Regions from separate parts of the Homo sapiens genome. Here regions 1 and 2 are each linked to region 3. A link is a contact called in ENCODE Hi-C or POLR2A ChIA-PET data. All regions are on one chromosome and are shown on one strand. The core of a region is the stretch at or near the end of the contact, and the rest is flanking DNA. Distances in the headings are between cores, read along the strand shown.

Region 1 (3,018 bases), core at 216-2,715, 190 kb before region 3:
GGAGGCAGAGGTTGTGGTGAGTCAAGATCACACCACTGCACTCCAGCCTGGGCAACAGAGTGAGACTCCGTTTCAAAAAAAAAAAAAAGAAAGAAACCCCATCTCTACTAAAAATACAAAATCAACCAGGTATGGTGGCACACGCCTGTAGTCCCAGCTACTTGGGAGGCTGAGGCAGGAGAATCGCTGGAACCCAGGAGGCAGAGGTTGCAGTGAGCCGCGATCACGCCTCTGCACTCTGGCCTGGGCAACAGAGAGAATCTCTGTCTCAAAAAAAAAAAGAAAGAAAGAAATGAGGGTGGCTCTGCAGAAGTCTCTCTGCGTGAAAGGGCAGTGGAGATCGCCCACAGTGTGTGGAGCTGCTGGCGTTCATGCCGAGCCGTGGGCCCTCATAGAGCTGGTCCTGAAGGTTCAGCAGCTGTTCGGCATAAGCCACTTCAATCCGCTGGCAGTGAGTTTGGAGAATCTTTTAGCTTTGCTCCTAAAGGTAGATTCCAGGCGGTCTCAGAAGAATGATAAAGGGAGGGAGAAACAGGGCAGATGAATAAGAAAAAAGCTAGAAAAAGATTTGTATTGATGCTAGAAAAAAATGAAAGCTCTTTGTGGGTTTATTTATGCAAAGTAGAGTGCAAATACCTTGACTTGGCTGTTATTTAGGACCTTCCCTCCTCCCCTGATTACCTTCCAAACTGACACACACACCCCAGAGCAATTCAGAGCTCTGGTCTGGAAAATCTTCCCACTGAGGCGTCAGTAGCTTGCCCTGTGATGACAGGTTTAATGGTTTTCTATCTCTGCATTCCACTAGGACCACCTACCCAGAGGCCACGCCCTACTGACCCGGTTAGCCAGAGCCTGAGACTAAGCGTGAGCACACAGAGGGCAGTACCAGTGCAGGCGCCGGGAGAGCTGCGTTTTGCTTTGAGTGAATCGCTCTGGTTGGCTGTGTGGCCATGTCCATGTTGCTTGCCCTCTCTGTAATTCAGGGTCCCAAATTATATAATGGGACTGATGGTTCTTGTCTCCTAGAAATGTCATGAGAACAGAGTAAATTATTGGTCTTCACCTTTTTTTTTTTTTTTTGAGGTAGGATTTCCTAGGCTCTCTTATACCAGAGAAGAAAATGTCCTTAGAAGACATTTAATCAGAGAATAGACAGAGAGAAGGCAAACTTGCTCACAACCTGCCTTGAAGTCTCTTACATGTCTCCTTCCAGAGAAGTCCAAGGGAATCTTCAGTAATTGCTGGACAGCAACCTGGAGTAGGGGGTGGAGGTGATGTATTTTTCTTTCTTCCAGTTTCCCCTTCCAGTCTGATCTCTCTTTGAGTGACACTGATTGGGGTGGGCCAAGGGTCATGGGTGAAAACGTCCCCGCTGCTCAGGTCTGCTTATTGGATAATACACCCATCAGCCTGCCCTCTCCGTGGGCAAAGCCCCAGCCTTTGTATTGATGTGTGTTTGATTGTTTAAAGGCAGCCCTGCTGGCTCAGTGCCCCCTGCTGGCCTCCATCTGTGGCAAAGAGCACACAGCCAGAGAGCAGCAGTCACTGAGGGCAGGGCCAGGGCAGCACCAGGCTTCCCAGTCACCTGCCTGCAGTGCCCAGGAACTCACTGTCAACTCCTTGTCCTTATGAAAGTTCCTCGGGTTCTCCTTTTCATGATTGTATTAATCTCCTGTTGTAACAAATCACCACAAATCCAGTAGCTTAAAACAACATGAATGCATGATCTTCCATTTCTGGAGGCCAGAAGTGCAAAGTGGGTCTCACAAGGCTAAAATCAAGGTGCTGGCTTGGCCGTGTTCCTTCTGGAGGCTCTAGAGGAGAAGCCATTTCCTTTTCTTTCCCAGCTTCTAGGGGCTGCCCATATTCCTTGGCTTGTGGCCTCTTCCTCGTCTTCAAAGCCCGTCGCTCCAGCCTGTTTCTGTCCTCACGTGTCCTCCCCAACTCTGACCCTCCTGCCTTCTTCCTGTAAGAACCTTATGATTAAGTTGGGCCCCAGCCCTGTCTGTCCTTGGGTTTCTAAGGATTTCTCAGGAATGGAAGTGCTGTTCCTTGTCAGCTGGGAGCCAGTGGGATAAGTGCATTGATTAGGAAGTTTCCTGAGGACAGGAGGCACCCAACCTTACAGGCCTTTGACACCCTCCCGCCCAAAGCAGTTGATGACCAGTGAGAGGACTGAGAGTCCAGAAATAAAAAGAAGCGGGACCCCATATGTCTGGATTATAAGAAACTCAATTGATAAGGATGAGAGCAGGCAAACGGGCTGATGTCACACACAAGCAGCCTGATCAACGACCTTCTCCCTTGCCCCAATTCTGGAATCACTTCACCAAAGCACCACCATGCTTTCCATCTCTTAATGCCTTTATTTTTAGTTTGGGGTATTTTCTATTGTTTGAAGGTTGCCTTGCAACCCGTTCGCCTGGAGGGTTTAAACAATATAGAGTTTCTTTGCTGAGCAGCAACAGTAGCCAAGAGAGACTGAATATAAACTTTTAAGTCTATTTTCTCAGGGTTCCTCCATCAGGAATGGCTTTAAACAGAAGAGCGCACTCCCCTGGCTTGCCTCTCCCTGGGGGAGGGGAGAAGGGTAGCTGATGGAGAACATTTTGTGTTCTCTTATCTTTCATCCTAGTGGAAGGGGATAAGCACCAGAATAGGAAAACAAAATATCTGGCTATTAATATACTCTAAGTCCTCCAGCACATGGATTGGGTTTGTTTATTTGTGAAAGGGAAGGATGCTTTTCTCTGACCTTTGTAAGCGCTTCTGCCAGCTGGGAGGGCCCTGGCAGAGGGAGTGCCCTCCATAAGGTGAAGGGGCCAGGGGGCCAGGGCCTAGCTTCCTAGGAAAAGAGAAAACCCTCAGACTTTTCTCAAGAAAAGTTGCTTTTCAGGATCAACCTGCTTCAAGCCCCAGCAGTGTCATCCAGGAAAAAAAGAGAGAGAGAGAGAGAGCAAGCAGGAGGATTTCTCACGCAAGAGCCAGAGTGTCCCCACCTCCCCACCAGACGTG
Region 2 (3,001 bases), core at 260-2,759, 240 kb after region 3:
ACCCCATACTTTCCTTTGGAAACACCTTACCTGGCAGACAAGAGCAGCCTGTCCTATTTCTCAGTAGTGTGGGAACCTCAAGGTACTTTGCAAAAACCGCATTTATATTTTACAGAAGAGGAAATTTTTCTTTCTGAAACCTTGCAACTGGTGAAGAAGCAACTTTTAGTAATTTGGGATGAAAATATCTAGGGCACTCAGCAGAGCAGAAAACATTTCTGGTTTTCAGTCAAAAGTCTGTCATGCCAGAAGCAGAAAAGCTCCAGAAAAGGGCAAAGATAGGGTTGATCAAGAGAATGTGGTGGGCCTCAGCAGCTTCACCATGCACTCCAGACTCCTAGCATTCATGGACAGACTGATCCTGCCACCACGCCCGGCTAATTTTTGTAATTTTAGTAGTGTGGCGTACAGAGCACCTGCCTCGGTGCCTGGCTCAGAGCAGCCCCCAGCTCTGGAAGTGCCAGCTATGATCATCCCTTAACAACAAAAACTCACCTGGGCATGGTGACTCACATCTGCAATCCCAGCACTTTGGGAGGCCAAGATGGGCAGATCACTTCAGGTCAAGAGTTTGAGACCAGCCTGACCAACATGGCGAAACCCCATCTCTATTAAAAACAAACAAAAAAATAGCCAGGCGTGGTGGTGGGCACTTGTAATCCCAGCTACTTGGGAGGCTGAGGCATGAAAATTGCTTGAACCTAGGAGGCAGAGGTTGCAGTGAGCCAAGATCATGCCACTGCACTCCAGCCTGGGTGACAGAGTGAGACTGTCTCAAGAAAACAAAACAAAAAACCCCAAAACTCTTCTCCTCCAGCTTCATCACCATCCTTGGATATTTCATTTCTCTGCCCACTGCCTGCCTCTGCATCCCTCAGGCTGTTAAGTTACATGAGCTGATACAGCCGCTTTGTGGCTTAAGTGACACTGAGCTGTGTTTCTGTCACTTATAACCCCAAAAGTCTACAGGTGGAGTTGCTGATGCGGGACACCCCCACAGCTCCATCTCCCATGCAAGAATCCTTGCTGTCCCCACTGTACCCTGATGCTCCTCTGCGGTCACCTTTCCATATCAAAACCTGTGACCGTGGCTCCAACCTGCCTGACGGTCCCACACTCTTTGACGCTGTTGAATCTGCTGTGCTTGGCAATCTCGCCCCCTGCTTCTCCTGCTATCTCTGGCCACCCTCCTCAGCTTCCTGTACCATGTCCCTGCCCCATACCAGGAGTCCTGGAGACCTCAGCCTTGACCCTGTCCTTGGGCCGGTGACTCTCTCTTTGGGGGCCTTAGCACAGCTGTGTTCTCGGTGCCGTTCACGTTCAAATCAAAGACTCCAGTCTGATGTTCAAGATCCTGCTGGGTCATTGGTTTGCTGTGACCCAACTGACCTGATTTCTTACCTTTCTCTCCCAGTCCACTCCTCCTTCCACATCCCCTAGGGCACGCTGTCACTTACCTGGCTGCCCAGGCCAAGAACAGAAAATCGTCCTTGGCTCCTCCTTCTCCCTCACACCCCATCGGTTTCACTTCCTGAACCTGGCTGGCACTCCATCGTCCCCTCTCCCTCACCAGAACCTGCCCTGACCCTCCCTCCACCTGCCTGCAGCCAGGGTCCTCCTTCTCCAATGCCAACCTGACTGTGTCCCTGCTGTGCAGCGACCTCCATGCCCACAACTGCCTTCAGGATCGAGTCCCAGCTCTCTTGGCTTCCCCAGGCCCTGGTCTCCCTGCCAGCCTTATTCCTTCCTAGCACCCTGCCTCTGCCAGCCTCCAGCCACATGGAACTTGCAGTTCTAGAGCGGACCACGCTCTCTTGCTTCCAGGACTCCGCATGGCCTGTCCCCATCCCATCTATCTTCCAGGTCTTACACCTAGATTTTACCTTCCCTGGGAGGCCTTCTTTAATTCTCCCTCACCCCAGTTGGGGTGTACGTCACACTGTCTTAACAACCACTGAGACACTGTCCCCACCACATTGGGCTGTGAACGCTGGGAGGGCAGAGACTCTTCCTCAGTCACAGGGAGAGGCTCAAGAAGTGGTTAAGAGGCCGGGCGCGGTGGCTCAAGCCTGTAATCCTAGCACTTTGGGAGGCCGAGACGGGCAGATCACCTGATGTCAGGAGCTCGAGACCAGCCTGACCAACAGGGTGAAACCCCATCTCTACTAAAAATACAAAAATTAGCCAGGCATGGTGGCACATGCCTGTAATCCCAGCTACCTGGGAGGCTGAGGCTGCAGTGAGCCAAGATTGCGCCCCTGCACTCCAGCCTGGGTGACAGAGCGAGACTCCATCTCAAAAAAAAGAAAAAAGAAATGGTTAATAAATGAATGGATTAACAAAATCTTAGGCACTACTCCTTCAAGGTAAACATATTGCTGACCTCTTTTACAGGTATTAGACCAGAAAAACTACCATCTGGGAGAGAAGGGGAAAGTGAAAAAGACAGACCTAGAAGCGAAGGAGAGAAAAGCATTTTGTGGATGCCTATTTTTACAGGCTCAGAAGCCGCCATCTGTGGGAGGGGGAAAGTCCCTAGTTCATTGTTATCTGACAATCGGAGAAAAAGGTACTTTTTAAGAAAGTCAGCCAACTCCCAACTCCCATGGCCTGATGTCCCTTCAGTTTGCATTTCCCTGTTCCCTCCCAGAGCTATTTTGGGGGACTTGATTTGCATATTAACCACCCTCACCCCAAAACTCTAAGACACAATGGCAGCAACGTGTATTACTATGGTTGCTTATTTTATCACACCTCATATCATCTCAGCATGCTGCTAACTTCCTTCCATGCACTATTTCATTTCAATTCCTAACAACCCTGAGGTTGAGGCCATCCTTTAGGGTCCTGGTGAGGGGGGGCCTTGTCCAAGGTCACACACTGTGGGGAACTGGAAAAGCAGGATCTGCCCCTGGGCTCCATGACTTGGAGACTATGTTCTAGAAAACACAGCTGACAGAAAGCCAGGCAGCCAGTGACCGGAGAGCCACCTGCTCAGAGG
Region 3 (2,917 bases), core at 54-2,553:
TGGCTCACGCCTGTAGTCCTAGCACTCTGAGAGGCTGAAGCAGGAGGATCACTTGAGCCCAGGAGTTCGAGATCAGTGTGGGCAACATGGTGAGACCCCATCTTTATTTAAAAAAAAAAAAAAAAAAAAAAAAAGGCCGGGCGCGGTGGTTCACACCTGTAATCCCAGCACTTCAGGAGGCCGAGGCGGGTGGATCACGAGGTCAGGAGATTGAAACCATCCCGGCTAACACGGTGAAACCCCGTCTCTACTAAAAATACAAAAAATTAGCCGGGCGTGGTGGCGGGCGCCTGTAGTCCCAGCTACTCGGGAGGCTGAGGCAGGAGAATGGCATGAACCAGGGAGGCGGAGCTTGCAGTGAGCCGAGATGGTGCCACTGTACTCCAGCTTTGGCGACAGAGTGAGACTCCGTCTCAAAAAAAAAAAAAAAAAAAAAAAAAAAAAAAGAAGGGGAAGAAAATAAAAATCTGAGAACTATTACTAAATTACCTTGTCTAAAAAGTCAACATTATAATTGTTTTTAATGTCAGCATTACATTTCAATTAAAGCTGTATTTTAAAGTTCATACTATTGGACCGGGCGTGGTGGCTCACGCCTGTAATCCTAGCACTTTGGGAGGCTGAAGCGGGTGGATCACCTGAGGTCAGGAGTTTCAGACCAGCCTGGCCAACATGGTGTAACCTTGTCTCCACTAAAAATCCACAAATTAGCTGGGCATCGTGGCGCACGCCTGTAATCCCAGCTATTTGGGAGGCCGAGGCAGGAGAATCGCTTGAACCTAGGAGGTGCAGGTTGCAATGAGCTGAGATTGCGCCACTGCAATCCAGCCTGGGTGACAGAGCAAGGCTCTATCAAAAAAAAAAAATCAGACTATATTCATGTATAATTTATAATAAATCATTTGGAAATTGTCCTCTTGCATATATTAAAAAACAAAATATAACAAAACAAAACACCTACCACGATAAAGTCCCAAGGGGAAATGGTCCAGAAGCTAGTTCCAGCGCCTGTGGCCCGTGCGCCCCCTGCTGGCAGTAACGGAACTGGGAACAGGACCCAGAGTAAGCTGGTTTTCTATCATGATGGTTCCACAATTAAAAAAAAAAAAAAAAAAGGGGCCGGGCACGGTGGCTCACGCCTGTAATCCCAGCACTTTGGAGGGCCAAGGCGGGCGGATCACGAGGTCAGGAGATCGAGACCATCCTGGCTAACACGGTGGTCTCTACTAAAAATACAAAAAAGTTAGGGGGGCGTGGTGGCGGGCGCCTGTAGTCCCAGCTACTCGGCAGGCTGAGGCAGGAGAATGGCGTGAACCCGGAAGGCGGAGCGAGGCGGAGCTTGCAGTGAGCCGAGATCGCGCCACTGCTCTCCAGCCTGGGAGACAGAGCGAGACTACGTCTCAAAAATATATATATATCTATATAGATCTCTACAGATATCTAGATATCTATCTATATATATAGATATTTATCTATAGATATATCTACATATCTATATATAGATCTATATATCTACATATCTATATATAGATATATCTATATAGCTCTATATATCTACATATCTATATATAGATCTATATCTATCGATCTATATATCTAGATATATAGATCGATAGATCTATATCTAGATACATATCTAGATATATAGATCGATAGATCTATCTCTAGATATCTATAGATATCTCTAGATATCTAGATATGTCTATAGATATATATACATACATACATATATTTGGCTGGGCGCGGCGGCTCACGCTTATGCCAGCACTTTGGGAGGCCAAGGCAGGCGGATCACTTAAGGTCAGAAGTTTAAGACCAGCCTGGCCAACGTGGTGATATGTTTAAAATAAAATTTTTTTTTCTTTTTTGAGACAGGGTCTCAACTCTGTCGCCCAGGCTGGAGTGCAGTGGTGCGATCATGGCTCATAGCAGCCTCGACCTCTAGCCACCAGGCCTGGCCCCAAACCTGTAATCTTGAAATGAATCAGGGTGGCTTTCTCTCCTTTCTGACATGTCTGTAACCCCTGTGGCAGAAGTTCCAACCCAAACACCAAAACTCTGATTCTGGGTTAAGAATTTTAATTTAGGACAGGTGCAGTGGCTCATGCCTGTAATCCCAGTGTTTGGGAGGCTGAGGTGGGTGGATCACTTGAGTCCAGGAGTTTGAGACCAGCCTGGACAACACAGCAAAACCTTGTCTTGCTGGGCGCTGTGACTCACACCTGTAATCCCAGGACTTTAAGAGGCCGAGGTGGATGGATCACTTGAGGTCAGGAGTTTGAGACCAGCCTGGCCAATATGGTGAAGCCCCGTCTCTACTAAAAATACAAAATTAGCCAGGCGTGGTGGCACAAGCCTGTAATCCCAGTTACTCAGGAGGCTGAGGCAGGAGAATAGCTTGAACCTGGAAGGCAGAGGTTCCAGTGAGCCAAGATTGCACCACTGCACTCCAGCCTGGGAGACAGAGAGAGACTCAGTCTCAAAAAAAAAAAAAAAAAGCAAAAAACAAACCAAACCAAAACAAAAAACACAAAAAAACATGATACCCCATCTCTACCAAAAATACAAAATTAGCTGGGCCTGGAGATGTGTGCCTGTAGTCCCAGCTACTGGGGAGGCTAAGGCGAGAAGATTGTTTGAGCCCAAGAGGTCGAGGCTGCAGTGGGCCGTGTTCATGCCACTGCACTCCAGCCTGGGCAACAGTGATACCCTGTTTCAAAAACAAACAAACAAACAAATTTTAATTAAACAAACAAAACCCCCCACGACACACCACCACCACTCTTTTGGCTTCAGGACTGTCCTTCTGTTTATCTATGGAGTAGGTTTTCACATATCCATTCCTTTTGCTGTGTGAACTGTGGTATTTAGCTAGCTTGTAATTCAAGTCTTTAAACAGATGCTCAAGAGCATTTAA

Evidence for each region. Hi-C counts contacts between places; a loop is a spot of excess contacts on that map. ChIA-PET counts read pairs that join two places held with the same protein, here RNA polymerase II (POLR2A). Pooled maps may share reads with other maps.
Region 1: a loop to region 3 is called in a map with no recorded cell type, with 7 times the contacts of the local background. The contact joins two enhancer-like sites. A Hi-C loop is called at or near these places in 1 of 37 single-sample maps with no recorded cell type and 7 of 50 pooled maps. POLR2A ChIA-PET finds 5 or more read pairs at or near these places in 3 of 52 experiments (BJ, WTC11 and activated T-cell).
Region 2: a pooled map shows a loop between it and region 3 (2.8-fold over the local background). The contact joins two enhancer-like sites. A Hi-C loop is called at or near these places in 5 of 50 pooled maps. POLR2A ChIA-PET finds 5 or more read pairs at or near these places in 8 of 52 experiments (CD8-positive, alpha-beta memory T cell, GM12878, H1 and 5 more).

The regions. Positions count from the first base shown.
Region 1 is chr12:110,244,191-110,247,208 of GRCh38, forward strand. No RefSeq gene overlaps it. Among named protein-coding and RNA genes, the nearest start is that of ATP2A2, 36 kb to the right of the region's middle. Within about 2 kb of position 1,466, at least 7 of the 41 ENCODE cell types and tissues checked have a DNase peak (open chromatin) inside an H3K27ac peak, as active enhancers do.
Region 2 is chr12:110,667,727-110,670,727 of GRCh38, forward strand. All of the region lies in intron 3 of HVCN1 (hydrogen voltage gated channel 1), which reads right to left. LOC124903017 (a long non-coding RNA gene) reads left to right here. Exons shown (of 2, transcript XR_007063460.1): 2 at 2,395-3,001. Among named protein-coding and RNA genes, the nearest start is that of HVCN1, 20 kb to the right of the region's middle. RefSeq lists enhancers at 1,296-1,395, 2,446-2,585. Within about 2 kb of position 1,510, at least 5 of the 41 ENCODE cell types and tissues checked have a DNase peak (open chromatin) inside an H3K27ac peak, as active enhancers do; they include GM12878, where a contact is called at or near this core.
Region 3 is chr12:110,430,513-110,433,429 of GRCh38, forward strand. No RefSeq gene overlaps it. Among named protein-coding and RNA genes, the nearest start is that of ARPC3, 18 kb to the right of the region's middle. RefSeq lists an enhancer at 1,225-1,334. Within about 2 kb of position 1,304, at least 18 of the 41 ENCODE cell types and tissues checked have a DNase peak (open chromatin) inside an H3K27ac peak, as active enhancers do; they include GM12878, where a contact is called at or near this core.